Linked DNA regions of Homo sapiens: region 2 is linked to region 1. Evidence: read pairs that join two places in POLR2A ChIA-PET (ENCODE). Cell type or tissue: PC-9. All regions are shown on one strand. Each heading gives the region's core, and the rest is flanking DNA. Links, peaks and the distances in the headings are about the cores only.

What was found. Peaks named below come from ENCODE experiments on the same cell type or tissue, not always from the same donor. Only the 100,000 strongest peaks of a DNase experiment are listed, where the experiment ranks them.
Region 2: POLR2A ChIA-PET joins it to region 1 with 12 read pairs; 1 of 35 experiments calls an interaction of 5 or more read pairs at or near these places.

Annotation. Positions count from the first base shown.
Region 1 is chr20:17,760,678-17,765,066 of GRCh38, forward strand. No RefSeq gene overlaps it. Among named protein-coding and RNA genes, the nearest start is that of BANF2, 63 kb to the left of the region's middle. RefSeq lists an enhancer at 4,129-4,389. In PC-9, for the core only: no CTCF peak of the experiment used is centred there; a DNase peak (open chromatin) is centred at 2,684.
Region 2 is chr20:18,050,658-18,055,046 of GRCh38, forward strand. All of the region lies in intron 2 of OVOL2 (ovo like zinc finger 2), which reads right to left. Among named protein-coding and RNA genes, the nearest start is that of OVOL2, 5.1 kb to the right of the region's middle. RefSeq lists an enhancer at 2,836-3,336. In PC-9, for the core only: no CTCF peak of the experiment used is centred there; DNase peaks (open chromatin) are centred at 2,384 and 3,084; H3K27ac peaks cover 1,114 bases.

The sequences.
Region 1 (4,389 bases), core at 316-4,315:
ATAAGATTTATCCTCTCTCTCTCTCTCTCTCTCTCTCTCTCTATGCCATTCCTCATTTTCTGATGGTAAACAGAAGCTCCCAGCCCAGTTGCCGGTTCCCATCCCTTCAATATCTTCCTTGGGCATCCTTTCCCACAGCCCCTCTCAAAGTCACAAAAGCTGACCCCATTGTATTGCACATAGTAGATTATCCATAAATATTTGGGTTTGGTGGATAGAGTTTAGTTGGAATTCCTGGTGTGGTATCACAGAAATCCAGTTGGAGATTGCCTGGTCCAGAGGCAGAATCTGTCAGAAAGAGTCATTTCTGAGATATATTAAGTCAGTGTGGGAAGGACAGGAGCAAGCCTTGGTCTCAGGCAGCTGGAATCTGCAATCCAACCCAGCCACTACTCTCTCTGTTTCTCATCTCTGTCCTCTGCTCATCAGCTTTTATGCTCTGTGACTGCAGATTGCTAATTCCACAATGCAAGGAACATGGTGCCACCAGCCCTGGAGCCTCCCAGAAAGAGGGCCCGACCCTGTTCCAGTATTTAAAGTCCTGGGGAGAGCAAGGACAGGCTCAGTAGTGGCAAAGGGGTGAGGCAACACGATGGACAGTTTATCAAATTGTGGGAGTGGGAGAGCAAGAGGTCCTCAAAGTGGGCAGGCCTTGCAGACTCAACCATACCTGTTTGCTCCGAGTTTACTGCAAACATTGAAGGTTCCAGTGAGACCCTTGGAAGGCACATGAAGCTCACTCTCCCAATCTGGAAAGTCTCCTTGACTCCAGCCCAAATCTTACCCAAGTTTCGAGGGGCCATTCAGGTCAGCCTCCTCTGTGACCTCCTTCCTGGGGTCTAACTCTCCATGACGTTCTCTGTGAGTCAGAATAACACTATCTGCTGTAACAAAGAAGCCCCTCCCTTGCAGTGGGTTAACACAATACAAGTATTTTCCTGACTCACTTAAAAGTCTAATGTGTGTGTTTGAAGTTAATCTGGGGATGGAAATTCTCCTCTGATCTTGTGGCTCCACATTTCCCCATTTCAGAGTCTTCTGCATTTAGCCAGGAAAATGGGGAAAGATAGTGGAGAAGACCCTTTCTTAACCACCTCACTCCCATTCACATTCTAGTGGTGGGAGCGGGTCACATGGCCATGCAGGGTGCAAGGTGTGATGGGAAATGTAGTTCCTGGTGCACAACTGCTTCCCAGCCATGATGTTATACCACATAAGGAGGGATGTATGTTTTGGTGGACTGTTGGCTGACTTGCCACCTCACCTCCTGCCCACACAGTCAGCTATTCATGGACGAGTGCCTCGACCTCTGTCCCTGCTTGCTAGTCTCAGTGTCCAAGACACCTGAGTCTTTGCCTCTTGTTACACCCAGAGACCCAGCAGGCCAATGGATTCCAGAAAGAAGATGATTGGCTTAACCCAATACCTTTTAAAAACCAAATTGGCAAGCTACGGCCTGCAGGCCAGCTGCTTATTTTTGTAAATTAGGATTTATTGGAACCAGGGCAAGGATGAGGGTGAGGTGAGTGAGGCAGGATTAGGCCAGTGCAGGATCCAATCCCATCTTTATTTAAAATTTTAACATTTTGCTCATTATGGATTATTTTTTGCATTCATTTTGATTTTTTAAAATATTACTAAAAATGTTATTTATCTTGATTACCAAGTTTCTTGGCGCCCCCTTCAATGCTGCACCAAGGCCTCTTGCCTTACCCAGCCCTGGCTTCACCCTCCCATCACGGTTTCCTACTCTGAATGCCTGGCATTTGGAAATGTGCCCAGCTCTGTCTGAGTGAGGCTGGTGCGGTAAAAAGAGGTTGCTGCTTTATAAGCAAGAGGAGAGCACAGGCCGCCACAGGTGCAGGGCAGGTGTCTGAGGGGAGGGGCTGGGCCAGAGGCTGCTGAGAAACCCACCATGGGCCTGCTGCTTGTCCTGGAGAAGAATTACTCTCCTATAGCCTCCTTTCACCCAGTCCCTTCACCGCGCTTGGCCAGCAGGACCAGAAGGCCTTGGCTGTTTGAGGACTGCGGTGGAAAGGTCCTGGTTGGCTCCTAGGAGGCCTCCCTCCTCCTTCCAAGGCTCCTGCTGCCTCTGAAGTAGCCAGAGGCCTCACTTATCTCATTTCCTTGGAGTTATGTTGAGTTGAGCTCTGTGAACCTTTCAAATTGAAGTCACATCTCACAATTATTTGGTAGAAAAACACAATTGTCACCTATTTGAAGATACAGATTTTTTCCCAGAGCTATCTGGTTTCACTTCGCAGGCCCCAGGTTTCATTCCTTTTTGCTTTGTAGCTGAATTTGTTTTTGTGGTTCTCTCTCTCTCCCTCTTTTTGTCTTTGTCTTTCGCAGTGTGTCTCCTCCTCTCTTAATCTCTCTCCCAGTCTTTACTCTCCTCTTTCCCTCTTTTTCTTTCTCCCTCCCTCCTTCTCTTCCTCTTCCCTTTCTTTCTCTCATTCTGCATTTCTATCAGCCATAATCTCTCTCCACCTTCCCGGTCTTTCATCTCTGTCTTGGCCTCTCTCTCCCTCTTGCTCTTTCTCAGTCTCTCTGTCTCTCACTCTCTCTGTCTATCTCTCTTGCTGGGTTTGGGTGGTGCAGACAACAAGGCACCAAGTAGGACCTCAGGGTTCTGTCTCCTCCCACCACCATGATCCCATTTCCTTCCCCTCCCTACAGCGCTGGGGAGGAAGAAGGAATGTGGTCCTGCAGGATCCAGGCTCTGGCAGTCCTATCTGTGAAGGTCATTGGGAGAAGAGGAAGTGGCAACTTTCTTTAATATGAAAAAAAGAATATTTTCCAACCAAACCATACACCTTGTACCCCAAATGAGAACGACCGAAAGCCTTAGAAAACCACAGCCTGCCCTTTCCCCAAGAGAAAACTAACCATGTTCTATGAGTTAATGGAAGTTGACCTCCACATGCGCTCACCCCATGCCCCTGCAATTCTCTCCTGGACATAATTAAGGGGAAAGCATTTTGGCCGGGCACAGTGGCTCACGCCCATAATCCTAGCTTTGGGAGGCTAAGACATGTAGATCATGTGATCAGAGTTCAAGACCAGCCTGGCCAAGATGGTGAAACCCCGTCTCTACTAAAAATACAAAAATTAGCCAGGCGCAGTGGCAGGTGCCTGTAATCCCAGTTACTCGAGAGGCTGAGGCAGAAGAATTGCTTGAACCCTGGGGGGTGGGGGTTTCAGTGAGCTGAGATCGCACCACTGCAATCCAGCCTGGGCAATAGAGTGAGACTCTGTCTCATAAAAAAAAAAAAAAAAAAAAGGAAAGCATGTCTATGGTTACCAAAAGACATAATCAAGAAGGCTCACAGTGGCATTAGTCACAGTTGCCTCAAATCAGAAACTACTCAAATGTCCATCAATGATAAAATGAATAAATACATTGAATAAATATGGCTCACGCCTATAATCCCAGCACTTTGGGAGGCCAAGGCAGGCGGATCACGAGGTCAGGAGAGTGAGACCATTCTGGCTAACACAGTGAAACCCCGTCTCTACTAAAAAAAAAAATACAAAAAATTAGCCAGGCGTGGTGGCGGGCGCCTGTAGTCCCAGCTACTCGGGAGGCTGAGGCAAGAGAATGGTGTGAACCCAGGAGGCGGAGATGGCAGTGAGCCGAGATCGCGCCACTGCACTCCAGACTGGGCAACAGAACGAGACTCCATCTCAAAAAATAATCATAATCATAATCATAATAAATGAACAGATAATCCATCTCATTTGATGGAATATTCTCCAGTAATAAGAATAAACAACCTAAAACTCTACACAAAGACATCGTGATGAGCAAAGGAAGCCAAATACACAGAGAGCACTTGCTGGGTGCTGCCACATTTATAAAGTGCAAAAGGCAAAGTGAATCTCTGCTGTCCACTGGCGGCACTGCCTCAGCAGGGCACAGAACAGACAGGGTGTGAGGGGCTGCTGGGGGCTGGGATCACAGTGGTTCTTGACCCGGGTCCTGGTTACCTAAGTGTGTTCAGTTGGTGAGAATCTGTCAGGCTTTATACTATGGCATACATATGCTTCAGGCTACTTCCAATCATAGTAGAAGGCGAAGGAGAGCTGGCGTGTGCAGATCACATGGCGAGAGGGGGCAAGAGAGAGGAGGAGGAGGTGCCAGGCTCTTTTCAACAACCAGCTCTCTCTTGGGAACTAAGAGTGAGAACTCACTCACTCTCACCAAGCCATTCATGAGGGATCTGCACCCATGACCCAATCATCTTCCCCCAGGCCCCAGCTCCAACACTGGGGATCACATTTCAACATGAGACTTGGTGGGGCCAAACAACACCAATCCAAACCATAGCAGCTACTGCCTGGCCTCTTGGACTTCATGAGAGGTGAGGAGGTATAAGAAGGGTGCAG
Region 2 (4,389 bases), core at 265-4,264, 290 kb after region 1:
TCCAAGCATTTTTCCAGTATCCCTTTTCTTCCTGCTTTCTGTGTTTTCCTTCAAATGCTATCACTCATGTCTGGGAACTGTTGACTTCTTCCCCTGCCTAAATTCTTGTTCTGTGTTCACTTATGTCCTTCTATGACCCAGGCACTACTGCACTGGTTGCTGGGTAATACGAGCCCAGTAGGAAGTGTTCCCTGGCTCTGATGGATCTAGAGTGGAAAAGAGAAGTCAGTTGGCCAAATGTGCAGCCAGGAAAATGGGCAGCAGGTTACAGTGGAGCAGGGGGAGGAGTATTCAAGTCTGTCTTGGGAGACAAAAAAACAAGAGGAAAGGAGTCAGGGATGGAGCTTATATTCCCTTCCAAATATCAAATGAATTGGTTTTTAAAAACGGCTTGAATCCATAATTCACAACAAAATGAATGAAATAACAGATTGAGAGCCAGGCTCAGCAGCATGTGCCTGTAGTCCTAGCACTTTGGGAGGCTGAGATAGGAGGATCGTTTCAGCCCAGGAGTTTGAGACCAGCCTGGGCAACATAGTGAGGCCCTGTCTCAAAAGGAAAAATAAATAAAGAGAAAGAAAAGAAAGAACTAATTAGCCATCAATGGAGAATTCTGGTTAACAACTGATTATCTTCATTTACAAATAAAGGTAAATAAAGCGAATCCAGCATTATTCTGCCTTTCATAAATGAACTGTGCCACTGGAAAACCAAGCAGTAGATGAGGCAAAGTGTATCTCTATAGAAATACATCAGTTAATAAACAGAGGACAGAATTAGATTATTGCTGTTTTAGAACACCTAATAAGCCAAAATATTTAGGTCCTGAGCATCAACAGCTGCTAACATCAGAAAAAGAGAGATAACCAAATATTCAGTGCCTCTGATGAAGACAGATGCCCCACAGTGTGACATATTCTAGCTGAAATAAAATAGAGCTGACCAAGCAGGGAGAGTTGCATTATCCAATAGAACTTTTTGTGGTGACAGAAAAATTATATTCTGTACTGTCCAGTACATTAGCCTCTGGTCACACATGGCTACTAGCATTTGAAATGTCGCTAGTAGGACTGAAGAACTTAACTGTTATTTTGAGACAGGGTCTCGCTCTGTTGTCCAGGCTGGAGTGCAGTGGTGCAATCTTGGCTCACTGCAATCTCCACCTCCTGGGTTCAAGCGATTCTCCTGCCTCAGCATCCTGAGTAGCCTGAATTACAGGTGCATGCCACCAAGCCCTACTAATTTTTTTTGTATTTTTTTTTAATAGAGTCGGGGTTTCAACATGTTGGCCAGGCTGGTCTTGAACTCCTGACCTCAGGTGATCCGCCCGCCTCGGCCTCCCAAAGTGCTGGGATTACAGGCATGAGCTATGGCGCCTGGTCTAATTGTTAATTCTTAATTGACTATGGCTGTGATAGTCACATGTGATACTGGATGCTGCAGCTGCAGATCCAACTATCCGTTTAGAGAAAACCTAGGGGACTGAGAAACATTAGGCACATGGTGATGCGCTCAGCAAAATCCAGACTGTTGGGGACTCTACAAAACAAATCACCCATTTCTTCAACAATTAACTTGATGGAGGGAAAATGTATGAAATTAAAAGAGGCTCAAAAGACATGCCAATCAATTACAATGTGTGGACATTATGTGGACCTGATTAAGCAAACTGGAGGGGAAAAGTATTAATTTATGAGACAATTAGTAATGTGAACACAATTGGTAATGTGGGTGTGATCATGAATTTTGGTCTTTATCCACTAAACGCACATTCTGAACTATTTATGGTTGAAATGGTATGATGTCCTAGATTTGCTTCAGAATCATGCATGGGGCAAGGGGTGGGAGTGTGGCTGGGCAGGACTGGCCATGGGTTAATGGTTGTTGGGGCTGGGTGGCAGATACGTATGACTATGCCTTTGAGATTGTAAATAATACAAAGTGATGGGGGTATGGGGACTACTCCGTAGACACACATCTGCACCACTACAAGACTCGATAGAGAGCCGGGTAAAAGGCCAAGCATACTTTTGAAAGAATCTAAACTTAATTTATTTTGAAGAACCCATGGGAGAGGACAAAAAGAAAGAACAGAATAGGAAAGGGTGAGAGGACAAATTCACTTGGTACTCCATACTTGGACCTGGGTCCTACCAGCCAGAGAATCACGTATGAATACTATCAGCCAACTTCAGAGTTACTTACTTTCTAATAAGCCTCCAAAGGACAATGGTGATTAGTATTTCCTGGGTTTCTCTACCCCGCAGCTGAAGACCTGCAGATGGATCCAGCACAAAAGGGACCTGCCATGCACACTCTCTGGAATGTACATCATCTTCTCACCCTTATTTGTTTGGCAAATTACAGAATTCTCAGTAGTAAAGAGACAATTTCACAATCTGCCCTGAGGCACACCGTCAAAAGGCAGGTAGGCTGGGAAGGGCCAGCCACATTTCCTAATCTGCACCTCGGACTCCTTTTCCAGATCCACCCATCAACACGATCAAGTTAGTGAATCCCATGTCCTTACAGCCAACAAAATGTTGGGCATTAAAACTTGCTGTATGTCACTGTCAGCTAACTTCCTCTTGGGCAGTTTACACATGCACAGAAAGCTAAACACTTTACACCCACTATCTCATTTAATCTATGCAACTCTTCTAGGAGGCTGATTCTTTGAGTCCTCCACTTTACAGATCAAGGAACTGAGGCTCAGAAGAGATAATGATCCATGAACACAGCCGTTAAGAGGGACCCAAATGGCAGGGCGCGGTGGCTCACACCTGTAATCCCAGCACTTTGGGAGGCCAAGGTGGGCAGATCACCTGAGGTCAGGAGTTCAAGACCAGCCTGGACAACATGGCGAAACTTCGTCTCTATTAAAAATACAAAAATCAGCCAGGCTTTGTGGTAGGTGCCTGTAATCCCAGCTACTTGGGAGGCTGAGGCAGGAGAATCACTTGAACCTGGGAGGCAGAGTTTGCAGTGAGCTGAGATTGCGCAACTGTACTCCAGCTCCAGGCGACAGAGAGAGACTCTGTCTCAAAAAAAAAAAAAAAAAAGAGGAACCCGATTGAGGTTTTCCTTCTTACATCATCCAGAGCTTCTCCTCTGCCCAGCAGGAGCACCCATATTTCTTGGCTTGGCCCCTTCACCATCTCACCCTGTCCTGGTTACATTTCCAGCTCTTTACCGCCAACTCTCTCCCTGACCCCAGCAAGCCCTGTTTCCTATCTTCAGCCACCAGAGCTTCATCCTTTCTATGCTCCAGCTGCGGGACTCAGCCCACACTGCCCTCAGGCCCACCCGCCTCCCTTCTCCCCAGCCTTCAAATCCACATCAGGACACTTTCCCCACTCAAATCGGTCACGTCTTTGTTTGGAATTCTGGTTTCACATTCACTGTCCTGCAGCAGAGTTAATAATGTTTGTGTCTCCCTATTAACCTGAATACTATCTATGGTTATTGGGCACATACCATGTTCTACCCTCCACTCATTTATCCTCACGATGCTATCAAGTAGGTATCATTATCATCTTACAGATAAGGAAACCGAGGCTCAGAGGGGTGAGCCACTTGCTCAAGGTCCACAGCTAAGAAGTGACAAAGCCAGAGCTTATATGATTAACCGCTACTGCCAGATGATTCTGGAAGGAACACCAGGGTGGGAGCATTTTTACCTCCTGCTGCCTTGCACACCCCAGGTGTTAGACGGGCAGAGTGTTGCTTCTCTGTGCCAGGCAATAGCTCAAACCTGCCCTTCTTGTGGTCCTGGGAGCCCACTGCCTAAGAAACTAATTCTTGGCTGGATGCGGTGGCTCACGCCTGTAATCCCAGCACTTTGGGAGGCTGAGGCAGGCGGATCACCTGAGGTCGGGAGTTCAAGACCAGGCTGACCAACATGGAGAAACCCTGTCTCTACTAAAATTACAAAATTAGCCGGCGATGGTGGCGTATGCCTGTAATCCCAGCTGCTCGGAAGGCTGAGGCAGGAGAATCACTTGAACCCGGGAGGCAGAGGTTGCAGTGAGCTAAGATCCAGCCATTGCACTCAGCTAAGATCCAGCCATTGCACTCCAGCCTGGGCAACAACAGCGAAACTCCATCTCAAAAAAAAAAAAAAAAGAAAGAAAAGAAAAGAAAAGAAAAGAAACTAATTCTTAGAGAAATTGTGAGTTCAGCATGCCTTGGAAAGAACTTTATAATTATACAACGTGCTAAGTCACAGGCAATTTGGTCAGTCATTTGAAAACTGCCAATGCCATGGCTGATAATAATTCTGGAGGCTTGGAGCATATTAACACCAAAATGTTTCCTTTTTGGGGGTAGAGGCAGAAAGAGGGAACCTAAACATCCCCAGTAAATAAAAATTCCCCTGGAAACTATGGA